Regions from separate parts of the Homo sapiens genome. Here region 2 is linked to region 1. A link is a contact called in ENCODE Hi-C or POLR2A ChIA-PET data. All regions are on one chromosome and are shown on one strand. Each heading gives the region's core, a stretch centred on a gene start or an enhancer-like site at or near the end of the contact. The rest is flanking DNA. Distances are from core to core; before and after follow the strand shown. Region 1 holds the start of RGPD3 (RANBP2 like and GRIP domain containing 3). Region 2 has its middle 55 kb from the start of CD8B2.

What was found. A loop is a pair of places that touch in the nucleus more often than their neighbours do. ChIA-PET counts read pairs that join two places held with the same protein, here RNA polymerase II (POLR2A). Pooled maps may share reads with other maps.
Region 2: a loop to region 1 is called in a map of naive thymus-derived CD4-positive, alpha-beta T cell, with 6 times the contacts of the local background. The contact joins the enhancer-like site here to the promoter of RGPD3 in region 1. A Hi-C loop is called at or near these places in 9 of 168 maps with a recorded cell type or tissue (CD14-positive monocyte, CD8-positive, alpha-beta T cell, Caco-2 and 5 more), 2 of 37 single-sample maps with no recorded cell type and 20 of 50 pooled maps. POLR2A ChIA-PET finds 5 or more read pairs at or near these places in 1 of 52 experiments (Panc1).

What each region holds. Positions count from the first base shown.
Region 1 is chr2:106,465,710-106,471,389 of GRCh38, forward strand. It overlaps RGPD3 (RANBP2 like and GRIP domain containing 3), which reads right to left and starts at 2,704. Exons shown (of 23, transcript NM_001144013.2): 1 at 2,508-2,704. The coding sequence starts at 2,579. RefSeq lists a silencer at 1,975-2,167.
Region 2 is chr2:106,539,542-106,545,879 of GRCh38, forward strand. It overlaps a transcript of CD8B2 not described here. Among named protein-coding and RNA genes, the nearest start is that of CD8B2, 55 kb to the left of the region's middle. Within about 2 kb of position 3,648, at least 2 of the 41 ENCODE cell types and tissues checked have a DNase peak (open chromatin) inside an H3K27ac peak, as active enhancers do.

The DNA.
Region 1 (5,680 bases), core at 1,454-3,953:
ATTTGTAAGAACTTTAGAATTTTTTTTTTTTAAGCAAAGTCAGCTACCAAAGTGTTCCGGGCAGGGAGGGGGGCGAGGGAGGTGAGTATGAGGAGTGGAGTGGAGCTGGACCCTTACAAAGGGACAGCGACAAACACCTCATACTCAAAACAAGGGGACTTTCCGTGTCATTTGCGCCGTCGGGCCATTGCAAATGTCCGCGCTGAGATGCCTACCTTGTCACTCGACGCAGCCGCCAAAGCTCACCCGGAGCTGCGTCAGTCCCCACTGGGTTCCTCCAGGCCAAGGAGGTATGACCTCCGCCGCAGCATATAAAGTAAATGTCCAGGAGATGGGAAGAAACCCGCCGATACAGCACCCGGGTGCCCAAGCCCCCGAGAACTAGGCCGCGCGGGTACTACGGGGCCAGAAAGCCCGGGCCAGGACGGGCCCAGGAGCGAGCACCGTCGGGAACAAGCGTCGGGAACAAGCCGGGAGAAAGAGGAAGCGCCGGCGCCAACGGTCTCCCGCCCGCAGCGGTCCCCCCAGGACTCTTCCTGCGCTTGCAAGCGCCGCGCCGCCCACAGGACTGCGCCAGCCGGCGGGCGCCGCAACAGAGCGCGCCAGGGAGCAGCGCCCGTCAGGAGCCATGACGCCTGAGCCATCGAGGCCGCCGCCGGGCCGGGTCCAGGCCACCGCCTCAACAGAGCGCGCCAGGGAGCAGCGCCCGTCGGGAGCCATGACGCCTGAGCCATCGAGGCCGCCGCTGGGCCGGGTCGAGGCCGGCGCCTCAACAGAGCGCGCCAGGGAGCAGCGCCCGTCGGGAGCCATGACGCCTGAGCCATCGAGGCCGCCGCAGGGCCAGGTCGAGGCCGGCGCCTCAACAGAGCGCGCCAGGGAGCAGCGCCCGTCGGGAGCCATGACGCCTGAGCCATCGAGGCCGCCGCCTCAACAGAGCGCGCCAGGGAGCAGCGCCCGTCGGGAGCCATGACGCCTGAGCCATCGAGGCCGCCGCCGGGCCGGGTCGAGGCCGCCGCCTCAACAGAGCGCGCCAGGGAGCAGCGCCCGTCGGGAGCCATGACGCCTGAGCCATCGAGGCCGCCGCAGGGCCGGGTCGAGGCCGCCGCCTCAACAGAGCGCGCCAGGGAGCAGCGCCCGTCGGGAGCCATGACGCCTGAGCCATCGAGGCCGCCGCCGGGCCGGGTCGAGGCCGCCGCCTCCACAGAGCGCGCCAGGGAGCAGCGCCCGTCGGGAGCCATGACGCCTGAGCCATCGAGGCCGCCGCAGGGCCAGGTCGAGGCTGCCGCCGCCTGGCCAGGTCGAGGCCGCCGCCGCCGCCTCAACAGAGCGCGCCAGGTAACAGCGCCGGTCGGGAGCCATGACGCCTGAGCCATCGAGGCCGCCGCAGGGCCAGGTCGAGGCCGGCGCCTCAACAGAGCGCGCCAGGGAGCAGCGCCCGTCGGGAGCCATGACGCCTGAGCCATCGAGGCCGCCGCCTCAACAGAGCGCGCCAGGGAGCAGCGCCCGTCGGGAGCCATGACGCCTGAGCCATCGAGGCCGCCGCCGGGCCGGGTCGAGGCCGCCGCCTCAACAGAGCGCGCCAGGGAGCAGCGCCCGTCGGGAGCCATGACGCCTGAGCCATCGAGGCCGCCGCAGGGCCAGGTCGAGGCCGCCGCCTCAACAGAGCGCGCCAGGGAGCAGCGCCCGTCGGGAGCCATGACGCCTGAGCCATCGAGGCCGCCGCCGGGCCGGGTCGAGGCCGCCGCCTCAACAGAGCGCGCCAGGGAGCAGCGCCCGTCGGGAGCCATGACGCCTGAGCCATCGAGGCCGCCGCTGGGCCGGGTTGAGGCCGCCGCCTCAACAGAGCGTGCCAGGGAGCAGCGCCCGTCGGGAGCCATGATGCCTGAGCCATCAAGGCAGCCGCCGGGCCGGGTCGAGGCAGCCGCCTCCACAGAGCGCGCCAGGGAGCAGCGCCCGTCGGGAGCCATGACGCCTGAGCCATCGAGGCAGCCGCCGGGCCAGGTCGAGGCCGCCGCCTCAACAGAGCGCGCCAGGGAGCAGCGCCCGTCGGGAGCCATGACGCCTGAGCCATCAAGGCAGCCGCCGGGCCAGGTCGAGGCCGCGGCCTCAACAGAGCGCGCCAGGGAGCAGCGCCCGTCGGGAGCCATGACGCCTGAGCCATCGAGGCCGCCGCAGGGCCAGGTCGAGGCCGGCGCCTCAACAGAGCGCGCCAGGGAGCAGCGCCCGTCGGGAGCCATGACGCCTGAGCCATCGAGGCCGCCGCAGGGCCAGGTCGAGGCCGGCGCCTCAACAGAGCGCGCCAGGGAGCAGCGCCGGTCGGGAGCCATGACGCCTGAGCCATCGAGGCCGCCGCAGGGCCAGGTCGAGGCCGCCGCCTCCACAGAGCGCGCCAGGGAGCAGCGCTCGTCGGGAGCCATGACGCCTGAGCCATCGAGGCCGCCGCCGGGCCGGGTCGAGGCCGCCGCCCGGCCAGGTCGAGGCCGTCGGTCTCTTCCAGACCCACTCACCTTTCGAGGCGACGGGGCGGAGCCCTGCACCGAGGCGACGTACCGCTCCCCGTAGGCCTTGCTGCAACTCATCGCGCCACCAACCTGGCTCCCGAGATGCGTGAGACCAGCGCTCAGCCCCGCAGCAGTCGCCAATTCCAAGAGGAAAGCGCCTGAAAGCCACTGAGGCAGCGGCGTAGCCGGCGGAGGACCACTGTGACGAACTTGTGTCCTGCGTCAACAGTGTGTGGAACGTTGGCGACTTCGGCGCTCGAGCTGCACTCGGCTGGGCTCTTGGCAGCACCCTGTGCTCTGAGGGTGTCTTGCCCGCCGGGCGCCGTGGCTCACGCCTGTAATCCCAACACTTTGGGAGGCTGAGGCGGGCGGATCACTTGAGGTCAAGAGTTCAAGACCAGCCTGGCCAACATGGTGAAAGCCCATCTCTACTAAAAATACAAAAATTAGCCAGGTGTGGTGGCAGGTGCCTGTAGTCCCAGCTATTTGGGAGGCTGAGGCAGGAGAATCGCTTGAACCCAGGAGGTGGAGGTTGCAGTACGGTGAGATTGCCCCACTGTACTCTAGCCTGGATGACAGGGCAAGACTCCATCTCAAAAAAAAAAAAAAAAAAAAAAAAAAAAAGACTAAACTGTGATTTGAGGCAGCTGAGGAACTAAGAGCCCAGGAAGAAAGGACAGTAATGAAAAAGCCAACAAATGAGACCAGTATTTAGTGGTATTTCCCCTATAGGCAATTATTTATTCAAAAATACAGGAACAGCATTTATTTGCTTAACTGCAGATATGCAAACAAAAAATTTAAATGGTCTTAGTTACTATCTACATGCAGATGCTTCCAATCTTAATCTCTAGTCATGACCACTGATCCTTTTTTGATTCCTTTAATTCAATTTATATATCTCTAAGTGAATATCTTGTCAACACTGACAATCAAGACTAAGATGTATTTATTCTATTCCAGATTCTACTCTAAAAGTCACCAGGAAAAATTCAGCTCCACTGGTCCTGGCTCTAAGTCTACTAGCAAAATCTTCCAGAGAAGTGGAAAAGCCATCAGCCAATGTGTTAGACTATCATTTCCATGACCTTACACCTATCAAAAAGGCACTATTACCAGGCTTATAGAATTCTAAAAAAGTTGGAAACCATTTTCCATTATAAAAGAAATTCTTCCAAATCACACAAAACACTCTGACGCTTCTCCAATTCCCCCTTTCAATGTTCCGCAAATGTGCTGGTTTGAAGGAAAAAAAATTCAATGTGGCACATGTTTAAAAATATAATGAAGACATAGACATTATCAAATACAACTGATAGCACTAACCTTCCCTTTGAACCGTCCCTAAACATCCACACTCACATGTCCTTTAAATACAAACCACTTTTCTCCAGGCTTCCTAACTTGGTAAATCCAGGTACCTTCCCAGGTCGTTCAGAGAATTGGGAGCCTCGTTCCACATCACTTTTCCCCAGCCCAGCAGCACAAAACCAATCAGCTGACAAATTCATTTCCACCTCTCAAGGCCTCTCATATTAATCCCTCCTTTCCACACATATACTGCCCTAGCTCAGACCCTCTCATACTTCTTAAACTGACACAGACAACCTCACTTGGAGGCTAACTGGTCTCCTTATCTTTAATCCCAAAATACACCTATTTACCACACAGATCCAAAACCTCGTAACTCCTTTCTCAAAATCCTGTAATGCCCTGTCAATTGCATTCAGAAGAAAACCACCTTTTCATCCTTTCTCCCTTTAAGAGCACATTGGTAAGAGTGTAAATCCCAGTTCTACCACTTAGTAGGTTTATTTCATTTGTAACCTCTATCTCATTTGTAAAAAAAAAGAATCATAGTACTCTCTTCTCAATAAAACTGTTCTAAGGAAATAATTAATACTAATAAAGCACTGAGAACAATGCCTAGCACATAGAAAATGCCCAAAAAAGGTTATTATTGTTATCCAAACCCTATCCTGCCTCACCCTACAGACTACTTGTACTTTTATAAGTATTTATTCTACAGATTTATTGAGTCCTTATGACTAGGAGATGAAGATACAAATATCCATTAAAAAATGTTCCGCATTATCTAGCCTTCCTGCCTGTGCCTGTGTGGTTTCTCCTTGCCCTGAATGCTCCTTTCTACCTACAGATATCCTACTCAACCCCAAGGTCCAAACGAAGACTGACATGTCTCTCAGAGATGAGGCTTTGATTTTGCCATGTCCTCCCATTGGATGTCATCTTCCCATCAGTCAATCAACGATGGTACTCTCTTTTCCACATTACTGAGTCATGAGTCTTTCTTAAATTCTAATTTCTTATGCAGACAGTACATCAACTCCACACAATTGTGAGATCCCTAGATGGAAAAGAATGTATCATTTCCATCTCTCCAGCACCTTCAAAAAGTATCACATACATCACAAGGGAGGTCAGTGTATGTTAACTGAATCACTTCTGTTTGAAAACATTTATTCTGCAAGTAGAAACTAAAATTAAGTTAACCATGGAAAGAACTAATGTTTAACCAAACTTCTTTAAAAAATGTTAACTTTTTGGCAACACCTAGTCCTTTTCTTACCTCGTCCAATGATCCAAGGAGTTTACTAAGAGGCTTTGGAGCACTAACGCCATCTAGTGGAGTACTGGGCCGAGGCATTGTGTTGGACATCGTCAGAGAGGGAGCTGGCAGTCCAGGAATAAAAACCTTTCCCACCTTTAAGCAATAAAAACATGTGGAAAAAAAAAATACTGCCTTTAATGCATCACATCCTTAAATAAAATGTTAAGGAATATAAACATATATTTCTTTTGATATTTCTAAGTTTATGCTCAACAAACACAGCAAAGAAACAATTCAAATGTCAATAATCTATTGAATTCCACTATCCAACTGTAAATATGTTGGTATAATTTCTTTTTTTTTTTTTTTGAGATAAGATCTCACTCTTTCCCTGTGGCTGGAGTACAGTGGCATGATCTCAGCTCACTGCAGCCTCAACCTACCAGGCTCAAGTGATCCTCCCACTTCAGCCTCCTGAGTAGCTGGAACTACAGGCACATGCCACTATGCCTGGTTAATTTTGTATTTTTTGGTAGAGACGGGGTTTCACCATGTTATCCAGGCTGGTCTTGAACTTCTGGGCTGAAGCCATCTGCCCACCTAGACC
Region 2 (6,338 bases), core at 2,398-4,897, 75 kb after region 1:
AGGGGGCCACACGGGGCTGCAGCTTCTGGGCATCATTGCTCTTTGCTGCTTAATTCCAGCTTACAGGATGTTTCACACAAACACCAAAAACATTTTTAAGATGGACCATATCATATTTATCATTGTCTCTACAGTGTTTGGCTTCAATGCATCAAACTTCAAAATATGTGTTTGCTTGAATTCCAATTTCTTGACGGATACACGGCTTGGAAACCAAGCCTCCTTTGGCTGATAAAATAAGAACAGAATCTGACACTTAAAAAATTATTTAAGCTTTGCCAAGTGGGAAAAAAAAGTGTATTCTCCTACTGCTGAGCATCTTGGCTAACTTAATCACTGTTCCCGTCACTGAATCTCCCTTTTTTGTCATGGGACTTCCTGATCGTTAAATCTATTTCATAGTAAACATAAGTGAATTTTGGTTTATTGTTATTCTTGTTTACATTGAGAATTAATTTTGAGTGGAAATTATATACTTCATGTTATGTAGATGAAGTTAGGGTGGATGTTATATTCCAATAATTTTATGGCTTGAAAGAAATTCAATTTTGTTATGTGGAATGATTTCCTAAGAATGAAAAAAGAAAATGACAGCTTCAATGATCAAAGAAAGAATCATGCAGAGAATCGTTTATGTAGACCTCTCAAATTAAAAAAAATATCCAAGTATTACTGTTTCTTAATTATGTGGTCTCAAGATGAGTGTTGGAATAATTATGTTATTAGAAACTCAGCCTTTGTGAGAAATTCGTATTTTCATTATTTTATTTAAAAAGCTTTTCAACATTTCTTACTGCAAAGAAATGACAATTAGCCCTAGGAGACCAGCCCACCAAAGGCGCATTAATGTCAATCTCAAAACAGATAAAAATAGGACCAAGAATGAAGTCAACTGGCAGTACCACTCCCTCATTTAGCAAGTCGGCTTGTTGTTCTGGGTGAGCCAAGCAGGCAAACCCCCTGCTTTCAGGACTTTCACAGTCTTGAGGGGGAAAAAGTAAATCAAGCAAATAATCATCCAAATACTCCTTTTTTTTTTTTGAGATGGAGTCTTGTTCTGTCACCCAGGCTAGAGTGCAGTGACGCAATCTCAGCTCACTGCAACCTCTGCCTCCTGGGTTCCAGTGATTCTCCTGCCTCAGCCTCCTGAGTAGTTGGGATTACAGGCGCCTACCACCACGCCAGGCTAATTTTTCTATTTTTTGTAGAGATGGGGTTTCACCATCTTGGCCAGGCTGGTATCGAACTCCTGACCTTGTGAACCACCTGCCTCGGCCTCCCAAAGTGCTGGGATTACAGGCGCAAGCCACTGTGCCCGGCCCCAAATACTCTTATAACTACCTTTTGCAGTAAGTATTCAAAGTGACAACTAGCGGGTGTCTTGAAGGCATATCAGGGGAGCTTCATTCGGCTGGGGGAGTGGAGACAGCCTTTTGGGGAAAATGACCTTTAAGAGACTCAATGGTCCACAGGAGCCCAGCAGGAGGAGAGGGAATGAAGAGTTTTGCAGAGAGCTGGATGTGCAAGGGCCCTGTGGTGGGCAGGCTTGGTGGGCTGGGGCAGAGGAAGGCAGGCAGGTGTGGTTTGAGGTAGGCCACGGTGGCACGCTGGCTGTGTGACAAGGTCTGCAGCATGCCTGTTTGTATCTGTGTATCACTAGGACCTCCCACTAACTCTAGATCCCTCTCCGTCATTCATGCTCAAAATTGGTCAGTTTCTTCTCTCTTGTTGGTGGTTAGTGACCCCCTATGGAAGTAGGGCCACTCACTCCTGAATGTGAGGTCAAACGTCCTCTTCCCCCAAAACCAGATTATTTCCCTTTGGTTAGGGCAGTGGTATTCAACCAAGGGGCAGTTTTGCACCCCAGGGCACATTTGACAATGTCCAGGCACATTATTGGCTGTCAGAACTTGGGAAGGGGATGCTAGTGGCATCTAGCGGATATGTTGCTAAACATTGTGCAATGAACAGGACAGCTCCCACAACCAGCAATCACCTGGCCCAAAACGTCAAAGGTATGAGGTTGAGAAACCATTTTAGAATGCATTTTTCAAACCGTAAGATGCGACCTGTTAGTGGATTATGAAATCTCTCTCTATTAATGAAATAGAGACCATACAAGGTGGGAGTGCATTACATATTGTATGTATGTTTGCATTATATGAATGTCCACCACACATGCATGTATATTTCTGTATATTGAGTGGCATTGTGAAAGGCATTCTTTATTGCAGGTTGCAGTTTAAAAAGTTGGAAAGTCACTGGAATAGAGAACCTACCAACATATTTCATCCCTTCTATCCTTCCAACTCCACCACGAATCTGCCCTATCTTGGCAGAGCTGTATCCAGAGCCCAGGCATGGCTTCAACTACAGCCTCTGCCAGCCATCCCATTGCAGTGTAAGCTAGAGGTCAAGGCTGTTCACTCTCTGGCGGGACCACCGTTCCCCATGGCTCAGCCTTCACTCTACCTCCAGCCAACTTTTCCTTCTTCCAACTCTCCATAAACTTTGTCTTGACTGTTCCCTGTCTGATACGCCACTTGCCACTTTAACTGGTCAATTCTTACTTAACCTTTGAAGACAAACCTTCAGCCTCCCCTCCTCTGTAGATCCTCAGGGACTTCAGCCCTTGTAGAGTTCACGGTCTCCGTCTCTGTTGTCTGCACAGCATTTTGCGCATCCCTCTGATATAACAGTCATTATCTGGGGTTCACGGCTGGTCAGCTGTGGGCTCACTGCGGGCAGTAACTAGATCTGACTTCTCTTGCCATCTTTGGAAACTAAAAGAGTGACTTATACACATATGAGGTGCTCAAAGGCATTTGACTAATACAGTCATGAATAGAGATTGTTACTTAGAGTCCTTATATTACTAATTATTTTGTAAACTGAAATATATTTTTGTGAGGAAAAACTCTCAATATATATCCTGGATTTTCATTAATGTGCATTTTCTTCCACTTTCAAGTTAATTCTTTTTTTTTCCTGATTATTTAACAAATACATGCCTATTAAAGACAACTTTGGGTAGACCAGAAGGATGTAAAGAAATCCTTCCCCATGAAGGATATATATTATGTAATGTATAAAATAGGTTATATAAATATATAGGTATATATTATATATGAAGTATATATTATATATGAAATATATATTATATATGAAATATATATGAAACATACTATATATGAAATATATATGAAATACATACTATATATGAAGTATAAATAAATATAAAAGTATATACATTTTACATATGTATATGTACGTATGTGTGTATAAGTGAATACATGTGCGCCCATCATCCAGCCCCGGCTTATCAACTGAGCAGTGCCCCTAACATTTCCGTACGTTGCTCGGGGTCAGGCTAGACTCTGCTGCCCCCGTGTGTTCCAGCGCAGAACTGCATAAAGAAAGAGGAGCGCTCGGCCATGCCGCACAGGTCCGGGAGGTTCGCGTTAATGTACCCTGTTTTTGAGCCCAAGGAACAAGTATTTAGTCATGATTGCCACTCGTTATAGGCTCTGTTAACAGTGTAAAGAAAGTTGGAAGTTCTCTCCTGAGAAGAAGTAACTTCAATGCGGAAGGACCCGGGCTTCTCATGTTTCTCTTTGTATCCCGACCGCCGGGAACTGCCTTACCTGCAGCTACAAAGTCCTGCAAGTGAGGCTTAGGTATTTTCAAATAAAATATCAGGCTTGGCGGAGTGGCTCACGCTTGTAATCCCAGTACTTTGGGAGGCTGAGGCCTCCTGGGAAGATCGTTTGAACCCAGCAGTTCGAGACCAGCCTGGGCAATATAATAAGAACCCCTCTTTACAAAAAAATAAAATAAAATTAGCCGGTCGTGGTGGCACCCACCTATGGTCCCAGCTACTTGGGAGGCTGAGGATTGGAGGATTGCTTGAACCCGGAAGTTGAGGCTGCCGTGGGCCATGACTGCACTACTGCACTCCAGCCTGGGTAACAGGGCGAGACTCTGTCTCAATATAAATAAATTAATTAAACAAAATAAAGAATATAAAAGTAAAAAGAAACAAAATATCCAAAGCCAAGACTGCACCACTGCACTCCAGCCTGGGTAACAGGGCGAGACTCTGTCTCAATATAAATAAATTAATTAAACAAAATAAAGAATATAAAAGTAAAAAGAAACAAAATATCCAAAGCCTGTCAATCCATGATGTAAATATCAGGATCTTCTGAATTCCAGTAGCCCTGGACCATGGAGAACCCAGTGAAATTACTCTTATTGACTGGAGCTAGGGCTGTCTTAGTTGGACAGTTTATATTTCAAGCTTTCTATGAGTTTCACAGGTTCCATGAACTTGGATGGATTTCTGTGGATTTGTGCTTATACACTGAAAGTTTTGTGATGTACATTGCCCATCTTTTGCATCTGATTCGATTGTTCTTCTCTACTCATGAAAGTCCTATTTTTCTTCCAGACCCAGATCTTGTGAACTGTTTTCACATTTCCCCATGGATGCCTAGCAAGGGACTGGGACTGCCTGATCCGCTTTGGTCAAGAGCACGTGGGTGGCCTGTGTGCAGGCTTATCATCAATAATTGCAGGACTTGGTGGAGTATGGTTGAACAGGTGCTCAGACTGCATGCGTGTCTAGCGAGGCCATCCTGAAGCTGCATGGGAGTTGTAAAAAAGTTACCAACAAGTTTTTAGTTATTTGAATAGGTTTTTGAATAGATTTGGAATGTGGGAAGCAGTTGCAGAAATAAACGTCTTAATGACTAAATGTAGCTTGCTGTTTTTAGCCCAGTTTCACAGATCACAACTCTGACCATACTAGTGGGTAGTTTATGTGTCTTCTCATGCGGGGAGAGCCGTTCAACTCACTCCTGAGGCTTAGGCCCAGGTTGGAAGGGGACGGACTCCCAGCTGGGCTGTTGGGGTCTGGCCTCCTCTCAGCTTCCTCTGGAGGACAGACACAGCCCTTCCAGGCTACCTTTCCAGACACTGTCCAGTCGAATCCACTTTCTTACTCATGACCCGAAGCAAGCCACTTCAGCTTCTGATGTCTCCACAACCTCATTTGCGAAATAAGGGACTAGGCTGGACGGTCTTTGAGGCCTCATCCAATTCAGAGATTCTGGATCCTGCGTTGGAGAAGTGAGGGAGCCTGGTGTGAACTGGGAGAAGGCAGAGGGTGGGAGTGGGCTGTTTCTGTCGGCTCTCTGAATGGCAGTAAAAGTCCGGGAGGGGACCTTCAGGAGTCATCTCACCTCCTGGAGGTTTTTTTGGGTGTTGACTGTTGAAGGCATCCTCCAGAGTGGTTCTCCATAGGTCTGGAGGCTTGACCTTTGGGGGATGCTTGTAGAAAGCTGGTTCTTCAGTAAACTTTCAGTGCTTGCAAATGCAGACGCTGAGCCAGAGCCCCCCAACACTCAGAGGAGGATCATGCCCAAATGTCCTCAGGTGAGACGTCAAGGAGCACCTCCCACCTGGTGCAATCTTCACTCTGCATGGCTGGTGTCGCCCCCTGTGGGAAACACAGGGGACATGGGAAGCCATGCTGTTGTCACAGGGTTTGCTATGCCATCCTCTGCAGGACGTAACCACCTCTGTAGTAGGCTCCTGCTAAAAGCCAGTAGGATGCTGACAGCAAGTACTAGCAACAAGTGTTTAATCCATATTCCGAGCCTGCCACCGTCTCCTTTCACTGATATGACTCACATGGCTATAGCATCGCACAGTGAAGAAAGCAGACCCTGGCGATGTGGAAAGGAGTAGAATTGACCGCCGTAATCATTAAATGTCACCGTTTAAATAAGAATTGAACGACCTCTCCTTCTGTGGACTATTCACAGACCCCACACACTTGACCTCACTGTTTATTGTACAGGGGATTGAGAACCATCAACAGATGGGTGCAGGCCATATGGTAAAGGGTAGGATAGCTTTCCAGTGGGCATCAGTGCAAGCGGTTACAATTCCAGGCCTCTCTTTGTTGATCAAGAGGATCCCAGCACTTTGAGAGGCCGAAGATTGCTGGATCCCAGGAGTTCAAGACCAGCTAGGCAATATAGTGAAACCCCACCCCTACAAAATATTAAAATATTAGCCAGGTGTGGTGGTATGCGTCTGTAGCCCCATGGTCCCAGCTACTCAGGAGGCTGAGGCAGGACGATCATTTAAGCCTGGGAATTTGAGGTTGCACAGTGAGCAATGATTGGACCACTGCACTCCAGCCTGGGTGACAGAGCAAGACACTATCTAAAAAAAAAAAAAAAAAAGAATTCCATATTGTTGTCTACTTTTTCGTTAAAACACACTCTGCTTCTGCAACAATATAGTTTTCTCCTGCTTTTCTATCTCCT